Regions from separate parts of the Homo sapiens genome. Here region 2 is linked to region 1. Evidence: read pairs that join two places in POLR2A ChIA-PET (ENCODE). Cell type or tissue: OCI-LY7. All regions are shown on one strand. Links, peaks and the distances in the headings refer to the core of each region. The heading gives the core; the rest is flanking DNA. Region 1 overlaps ST8SIA4 (ST8 alpha-N-acetyl-neuraminide alpha-2,8-sialyltransferase 4). Region 2 has its middle 60 kb from the start of FAM174A.

Region 1 (4,419 bases), core at 346-4,345:
TTGTTAACTCCATCAGAAAATACTGTGTGACGAATCTTATAGGTGGAATGTATCACAAGTTGAGAAGCAAATTAGGCTATGATACATATGTTAGGAATCAGTTTTTGCAAACTTTAGACACTGACTACAAAAAAAAATCACTGTAAATTAAGTTAGTACTGACCCAGTTCACTAAAAGAAAATAAAAAGTAAAACTAAAAAATGCCCAGTGTTTCATTATGCCTACAAAAAAACAGAGAGAACACACATTTTTTATTTGTTTGTTTTGAAAGATTATTTTTGCAAGGCAACTTGTCTTAAAGCTCTGGAAGAATAAAACGTTTAACTGTACCTTATTTAGGATTTCTAAGTCCTAGCAGTTATGGGAAAGACATCTTAGTGTCAAAAAAAATCTTAAACACAACAAATGAAAAGGCAAAATTGTCCCACAATATTTGATGAAGAGCATTTTTAGTTTAATTTACACCCTAGAGTGCCATTTGATATTTGGTCCAGAATTTGGTAATGTTGAATGAAAAATGACTTTTGTTATTTTAGAGCAAAGAGAATCATTTATTCCATAATGATAAATTTTAATAATATACATTTGGGTACTAAAATATATTCTTAACAAAATTATTTTATAAGGTCCTGGTTCCTCAGTCAGGAGGTCTGGGTTTGAATCTTGACACTGCCACTAATAAGCTTTGTGACCCAAGATTAGCTCTATCGGTAACTTATTGATCAAAGCAAGTAGAAGATAGTATAAACATTGTATGTAGAAGTTTTTGTAAAGTAAATCTATGTATGCAATAGGAAATTTTTCTTGTCAGTTAAGCATATATAAATTTGCAATTATGTTTAGTTAACCTGCAGGTTTTATGTATTTCAGATTATTGATATATCATGACACTAAGAGCTGAAATATTTTTTCTAATTATGATGTGATAAAGCTATCCTGATGTGTACATTTGTACATTTCTATACATCTATAATTGATGTTTGCACTTTTCGGGGTTTCTAGTCAACATGTAAAAAACAATAACAAAAAAAGAAAATAAATAATCCAAATATGGAAAAAAAGTCAAGTTGCAAGTATTGGACATAACTACATAATCTCCCGTACGATGTTCACAGATTTATTCACAACATTTAATGCATCTTAAATGTGTTATTTCTTAGCTTATAATAATAAAGAACAAACTTTTATCAACAATATTAAGGCTTAAAACTAAGATAATTATTTTGAGTGCAAAGTTAGCTGTAGAATGCATAAACTCCATATATCGTGAATCCTCAAAGTACAGTGAAGTAACAGAACCATCTCTCATAGACAATTGCATAGAAGTACAGTTGTTTGATGAATACATATGAACCGATTCTTGGTGTGCTTATGAAAATAAAATAAGGCATATGGGAACAAAGGGATTAGTAATAGGGTTGAAAATCATATCCACAAATGTAAAAAAAAATTATCTCAGGAACTGTTTTCACATTTTATTATGCGGACAATTATTAGGAATATAATAAGAACATTATAAGTTTAATAAGATTTTTAAATTTCAAAGATTTATAATGATAGTTGAATCAGTAAGATAAAAAAATGGTTGGAAATAATGTCTTAATGTTCTCAATCACAAGTGAGAGTTGAACAATGAGAACACATGGACACAGGGAGGGGACCATCACACACCCGGGCCTGTCGGGAGGTGATGGACAAGGGGAGGAGAGCATTAGGACAAATACTTTATGCATGCAGGGCTTAAAACCTAGATGAGGGGTTGATAGGTGCAGCAAACCACCATGGCACATATGTACCTGTGTAACAAACCTGCATGCTCTGCACACATCCTGGAACTTAAAGTAAAATAAAAAATAAATAAAAATAAAAATAAACAAAAACTTAAAAGTAGAATTTTGAAAACACTTTTAAAATTTACCCACACCCAATCACTGACCCAAAGTGATATGGAAATTCTTAAATGCCAGAAAAGTGAGGAAGAAAGAAAATAATAACAATAATAATAAATGATCCATAATTAGTTTCTAATATCTTTTCAAAAATATTTGCAAAAGCTAAGCCAACAGTCAGATATTTTCATATTCTAAATTTTTTTATTACAGGTATCAAACTGATTAATACTCACTAGTCATTTCTGCTATAGCCAATTCTAATTTTTATGAACTCTTTGCACATTGTACAATAATGGTTTTACAAATTATCCTTTCCTTTCAAGGAAGTGACAACTTTGTATGTATTATTCAACATTTGTTCATTGTTTTATTGTTTATTTCTTTAATCTGTTAAGGAGAACCATACAAAAATAGTACTAACATTTCATTCATACTATCAGCTATTATAATTGAAAATAGATCACCCTCAAATACATGAATGTAATGCTCATTGATTTGTAAAATTGTAATACGAATCTTTTGGGTCAAGTTAGGTTTACTACCCTTCACTTGAATATGTTATTAATAGCAAAATGTATATAGCCTATTTATAGTATTTGATTTTTATATAGCTATTAGGAAAGGCATGACCAGATATAATACTTGAACTAGTGTCAATTACTTATTTAATTTACTTATTAGATTTTTTGCTATCTGACACATTATTTAGCATGGCTAGATATACTAGTTAAACTATTACAACATTTTATTTTACTTTCTTCCATCAGGTTTCTTTACCAGATCTCTATAGCCTTAATTGGCTCCTTTCTTGCTAAGCCATCCAATTTGAAAGTTATTTTTCTGCTTACAGATCAAATTTTTGCTATTTAATCACCTATCTCTCTCTCTTTCCAATATACCTTCAAGAAATATGAATCTTTACTCCATTCTAAACCAAAGTATATCTGTGTTTATAACCCCACATCAACTCACATCTTGTGACTTTTTCCTCATAATTATCTCATCTCTCACAGGGTTTCTAAATTCAAATATAAGGATGGGGATATGCGACAGAGAAGAATGCACTTGACAGGTATCATGAAAGATGTGAGCTCCAGGTATGAAAATGTCAAACTTGAGAGACCATGACTAGTGTCAGCTTTAACCAGCTAAACCTTAGGAAGAGTACAGATTCAGAGTTGTCAAATCATTCAATTTCTCAAGAGTTTATGGAAATCTGTACTTTTATTTTAAAGCCTCCTGGTTTTTAATATTGGCTTTAAGGTTTCTTTTTTATTTATCCAGTGGAAATAAATTTTTCTTGCTGGCCATATTCTACCCAGAAGTCATTGATTTATGAGCTCTGTCATCAGACTCTACTCATCTATTCATTCTTGTAGGAGGCACATGAATATAGAAAGCTCCCACCAAACTAAAAGCAAACAAACACACACCACTTGACATTGCCATGATTTGATTCCTGTTTCCCTTCCCAGTCAATTTCAAACCTTTAAACCAAAGTAGTAATACTATTCCTACATCGCCCTGATGCCCATATTTTTAAAATTTCCAGACATTCGTTCAAGTAAATTTCAACATGCTGTAATTATCTTTGCTCCAAAACATTGTGTGAAATTTCTGTGCATACTCTAAAGATGAGTGTAATAGACTAATAGACTCTTCCTTCAAATTTCTTATAATCTACATTAAAGGTAGGTATAATACAAGAAGTGAGTAGGTAGAAACCCAGGAAAATTAATTAGCCCCTTATATCTTAGTCACTAAGCTACACCTATAAAATCTGTGTGTTAATGCTAACTATTAATTGACTTTTGGATTATTTTATTATATAACGAATGTATTCTTTCACACTTTTAGTGAGTTCTTGTTTACTGAAATGCTGTGATTCAAATATACCAACCAATACAGTAATGCAATGTAACTATAAAGAAAAAACAATCTTCCTGTTTCCTCCATAATTAAGAAGGTATGACTCTAGCTTTCTTATTAGTAACAGGTTTATATCAGAAGAAAATTACATACTGGATAAACGTAGGCATGGAGTATGAGTTCAAGAGTGGGTTTCAGCTAAAATGACTAGTCTTACAAAGAAGAAGTCAGTAATCTAGAAAGCTTATTTTCTGATTTTTATCCAATTTTTAAAACATGAGCCCACACAGAAATACTCATTCACAGGATAAGACTAATTTATTTATAATCGTCAGCACAATAGAGTGTAATAGGCTCTAATTTTCAGCTAGTTGAGAAAACCCAAAAGCAGAATGAAGACTCAATAGGGAAGTTAAAGATAATTCTTAAAATATATGTCCATCCTGAGTAATTGAGTGAAGTATGTTAAATATCAGTACTCTGCTGAATATTTTATTCCATTAGTATAAAGACAATATATTCAAAACTCACATATTCATCCTTAAATCTCTGACTATATAATGATTTCAGTTTTATGGTTTCATATTCTTCAGTGAGCAACATTAAATAGAGCTGGTTCATTCTTTTATTTAAGTATTCATACTTAAACCATAAATC
Region 2 (4,419 bases), core at 296-4,295, 300 kb before region 1:
GAACAGGCAAGGAAGACTTTATTCAAGGCCGTTGCAATGGTGAGATCCCAGAACTAAATCTAAACTCATCTTCTCTGGAACAAAAGGCAGGAATGGCTTTTTAAGCACTGGGTGCCTGGCCAAAACATACTGGAGGATACCAGGGGAGAATCCTAGGGCACCTGTATTTGTTTGCTAATTGGCTTTACCCGATGGAAAACTAAACTTCTCACATCTTTGTGATAGAGAATGGTTTTGCAACTTGGCTTCAGGAAGGTAGGAGCCAAGTTGCAAAACTACCATCTGTCATAAACTGTCATAAACTCTATCATAGAAACTGTCGGTGCTATCTTCCTTGACATTTATTTAGACTTCAAAAAGATGGCTTTTTGGTCCTTGAGGAAAATATGCCGGGGTTCTAAATTTGGCAAGAGGATTTAAAAAATATTTACATCTGAAATGGGCAAATAGTAATTTTATAATTATGTTGTCTAAGGTGTATACTCAAAAAAAGCAAAAAAGTAGATAAGTGGCCACAAGTTAGATAGAAGCCTGTCTAAAGTTCAGTCAAGCTGAGGGGAACATTAATGCTGTTTTGGACAACAGGTTAATCAGAAATGTGGATTTCCTTAGATTTTCATCTGATATTTAAAACCCATATTTTCAAGCTTCTATATACAAATCATATGTATGTATATACACATACACACACATACATCGATCTATATATCTATCTATATCTATATATCTATATATCTACCTATATCTATATATCTATATATCTACCTATATCTATATATCTATATATCTACCTATATCTATATATCTATATATCTACATATATCTATATATCTATATATCTATATATATCTATATATCTATATATATCTATATATCTATATATATCTGTATATCTATATATCTATATATATCTGTATATCTATATATCTATATATATCTGTATATCTATATATCTATATATCTATATCTATATATCTATATATATCTATATATATCTATATATCTATATATATCTATATATCTATATATCTATATATATCTATATATCTATATATCTATATATATCTATATATCTATATATATCTATATATCTATATATCTATATATCTATATATCTATATATATCTATATATCTATCTATATATCTCTTCCACCCCACATGGATGGCCCAGAGATACATCAAACTGATGGTCATTATCATTCTTACACAAACTACCCTTACTTTGTGTTACCAATCTCAATGAAGGGCACCAACATTCATTCAAGTGTCCAAGCCAGAAGTCATGCTATCTTCTCTTAGCATCTCCATCACCTTCCATACCCTAAGCAACACCTTGCTCATATATGCATACAATCAAATAGGGAAATTAGCAATACCTAATTAATTTTTTCAAGTTAAAATTATTGGACCTATGTTCTATGGGCTAGACAATTAACATCTCAGTTTGCCATGTCTTTTTTTTTTTTTTTTTTTTTTTTGGTGAAATAAACAGAAATGTCCTATGAGAAAAGTCCTTACTGTTCTACTGGGTACTATCTGAGCCAATTTCCAGATTGAATTGGGGCCTTCCATCCAGGCACATACACTAATTAGGCTCTCCAATTTCCACCAGAGAATTTTAACTCTATCTCCATCTAAGCATTTGAGTTCATCTTTAATAATAGGTAATGTTTTCACTGTAAGATTTTATTATATTCATTTACCTAAAGCTCACTAGCACAAGTTTTTTATAAAGACTGGTGGCAGAAATCACTAGTCACCAATTTCTCTATTCTGAATTTTGTCCATGAGTTAATTCAGGCTGCCAACAGCTGTACAAGTTGACTATATCGTTTTCCTCTTGTAGAATTTCTTTTAACTATCTGTCATTATGCCACTGCTGAACAGAGATATTATCAAATACATAGCTGTGAAAGATAAGGTTATATTCAATGTGTCATTAATGAGTAAGTTTTACACTATATCACAGCATATATCTTTTATAAGGAATTTTGAGAAATATTCTACTTCAGTATCAAAATGTTTGGGTTTCCATTGAGCAGCTAGTTTTATTTTTACTTTACATGCTTTGAGGTGTTTGTAATTATATGGCTAGTTCTTTCTTTTTATCCACAAAACTTGTGAGCTGAACCAGAAGCCTCTGTTTACCAAAGTACAAGACTGTATAATATCATTTTTTGTATTCACTTTATCTCTGGAGTATCAGTTTGGTTATGTGGCTACATGTAACCAAAAAACCAAATAGGAGATGCGTTTTTCTAATATCTTGATTTCAGGGAGTTTGTGGTTGCTATTGTTAACATCTTTATAGCTCAGGGGATCCAGGCTCAAGGTCTCTAAAAACGCGTTGGTATTTTCTTTATGATCTTAAGATGACTGTTCCAACTCTAGCCATCCTGCCTTTGTTTGCAAAAGGAAGGAGGAAAGAAAAGAACGAAAGAAATATGGTTGGCCCTTTGAACAGCTGTTTCAGGCGCCTATTATTTCACATAAAACTCTTCAAAACTTAGTAGCTAAAAACATTTATCATCATATTTTATTCTGTGTATTGACAAAGCTTAACTGGCTTTCCTCACTTGGGATCTCTCATCTGATTACAGTCAGATTGTGTCTGGGACTGGAATCATCTAAATATTCAGCTGGGTTGGAAGTCCAAGATGACTCACTCTTGTGGCTGAGAGTTGATATTAGCTGTTGGCTGGGAGCTCAGCTGAAATGCCTACGCACAGCTTTGGCTTCTCATAGCGTGGCAGCTGGGTTCTAAGAGAAAGCTTCCCAACAGTAAGCATTTAAAGTGAAAGTGGCAAGTCTTCTTATAATCTGGTTTTACATGTTTGAGAATATTGCTTCTGCCACATTCTATTGGTCAAGCAAATCACTAAGGTGAGCTCAAACTCGCAGGAAGGAAATTAGATCCCACCTCATTGTGCGAAAAACAGCATATGTGAGCAAAGAGAGAAAGGACTCAATGGTGACTATTTTTGGAAACTATCTACCACTGTACTCTCTGCCTACCAGTATTCATGTTCCTCCCACATGCAAAATCAACTACGGTTTGAAGTCTAGGATTCATCATTCAAATAAAGTTCAAGGGGAAATGAGGGTCCAACTTCTCAGGTGCAATTCCTCAAGACTAGTTTCTTTTTAACAGAAGAATTTTGAACCAAAGAGACAAGTTACCTGCTCGGTAACACAATAAGTTATCTTCTCAACTGAATGCTCAATATAACAATGGTGATACAAGGTTATGAAACTGACAAAAAAAAAAAAAAGACAATTTTAAAAAAGACTGTGCTCTGGTAAAAGACAGCACTCACTCATCGATGGCAGTTCTGAAGTTTAACTGAGCACATGCCACCAGTTCCTTGACTGGGGCCCAGTCCTGCCCCAGATAATGTGCCTCTATGTCACTTGGCTCTGCCTTCTAGGCACCAGACTTTGTGCCCTACACTTCTTTCTTTTCCATTAGCAATCGCCTGTGTTTGCCGCTAAATATCTTTCTCAGCCTACTTCCTCCTAGAAAAAGTTTGAGTCCCCAATGACTCTTTTGAAAAAAATTCTGAACTGCCTCTATGACTTTTAATTCAGTCTTATTGAGGTTCACACCATTAGACAAATGTCAGCCCCACAGTTTATTTTTCGTCAGATAGATTCCTCTTCACTGTAGGATTAGAGTCTTGATACCGTGGGTTCCCAGCCTTAAGATTCCTAGGAGTCCTGTTATCTAGTTGAAAGAGTCTTTATAATACTCCTTCATATTCACAGATGCCTTTTTCTGATTGCAGCCCTGCCATAAATGTTTCTGAGGTGTCAATAAAGGGTCCTGTAATTGCTCTATTGAAGTTAACTCTACCCTGATGTCATGTGTTACTGAAAACACCTTGGGACTGAGTTTTACTCTGAGGCTATTTCTTATTTGGAGAAAAATTTTGCTACTTGGAGAAACTAGGGATGATAAATAATTTTATTTTTGAACACAGTAAGTCTTAAATCTTTTTTCCTCTCAATTTTTCTATAAAACACTGAATATTATCTTTCTAAAAATGTCATTCTCTCCGTGAGTACCTAATGTTATGCATCTAACAGAAACCAACTGGCACTTTCAACACTCTGCCCGGAAACCTCCTTATCCTGATATAGAATTCATTAGGACCATTTTCTGTTTACTAAATTACTGCAGTGTGTTATCAATAAACCTTTTGCCACTGAAAGGTTTTATGAGACCTAGTCTCACGAGTTCCTGAATGTAACTTCTGCTATATTCCAATAGCCAAATCAGTCACTAAAGCCTTCTCAGATTCAAGAAAAGAGAAATAAAACTTCAGCTCATGATATACGATGGAATATTTATATAAAGAAAGGGAGGCAATTTATGGTGAGTTATTGTCAGAGATTATTTAATGCACTAAAGCAAAATT

What was found. ChIA-PET counts read pairs that join two places held together with the same protein. Peaks named below come from ENCODE experiments on the same cell type or tissue, not always from the same donor. Only the 100,000 strongest peaks of a DNase experiment are listed, where the experiment ranks them.
Region 2: POLR2A ChIA-PET joins it to region 1 with 7 read pairs; 2 of 35 experiments call an interaction of 5 or more read pairs at or near these places.

Annotation. Positions count from the first base shown.
Region 1 is chr5:100,891,153-100,895,571 of GRCh38, forward strand. All of the region lies in intron 2 of ST8SIA4 (ST8 alpha-N-acetyl-neuraminide alpha-2,8-sialyltransferase 4), which reads right to left. Among named protein-coding and RNA genes, the nearest start is that of ST8SIA4, 9.9 kb to the right of the region's middle. In OCI-LY7, for the core only: no CTCF peak of the experiment used is centred there; no DNase peak of the experiment used is centred there; H3K4me3 peaks cover 223 bases; H3K27ac peaks cover 631 bases.
Region 2 is chr5:100,592,987-100,597,405 of GRCh38, forward strand. No RefSeq gene overlaps it. Among named protein-coding and RNA genes, the nearest start is that of FAM174A, 60 kb to the left of the region's middle. In OCI-LY7, for the core only: no CTCF peak of the experiment used is centred there; no DNase peak of the experiment used is centred there.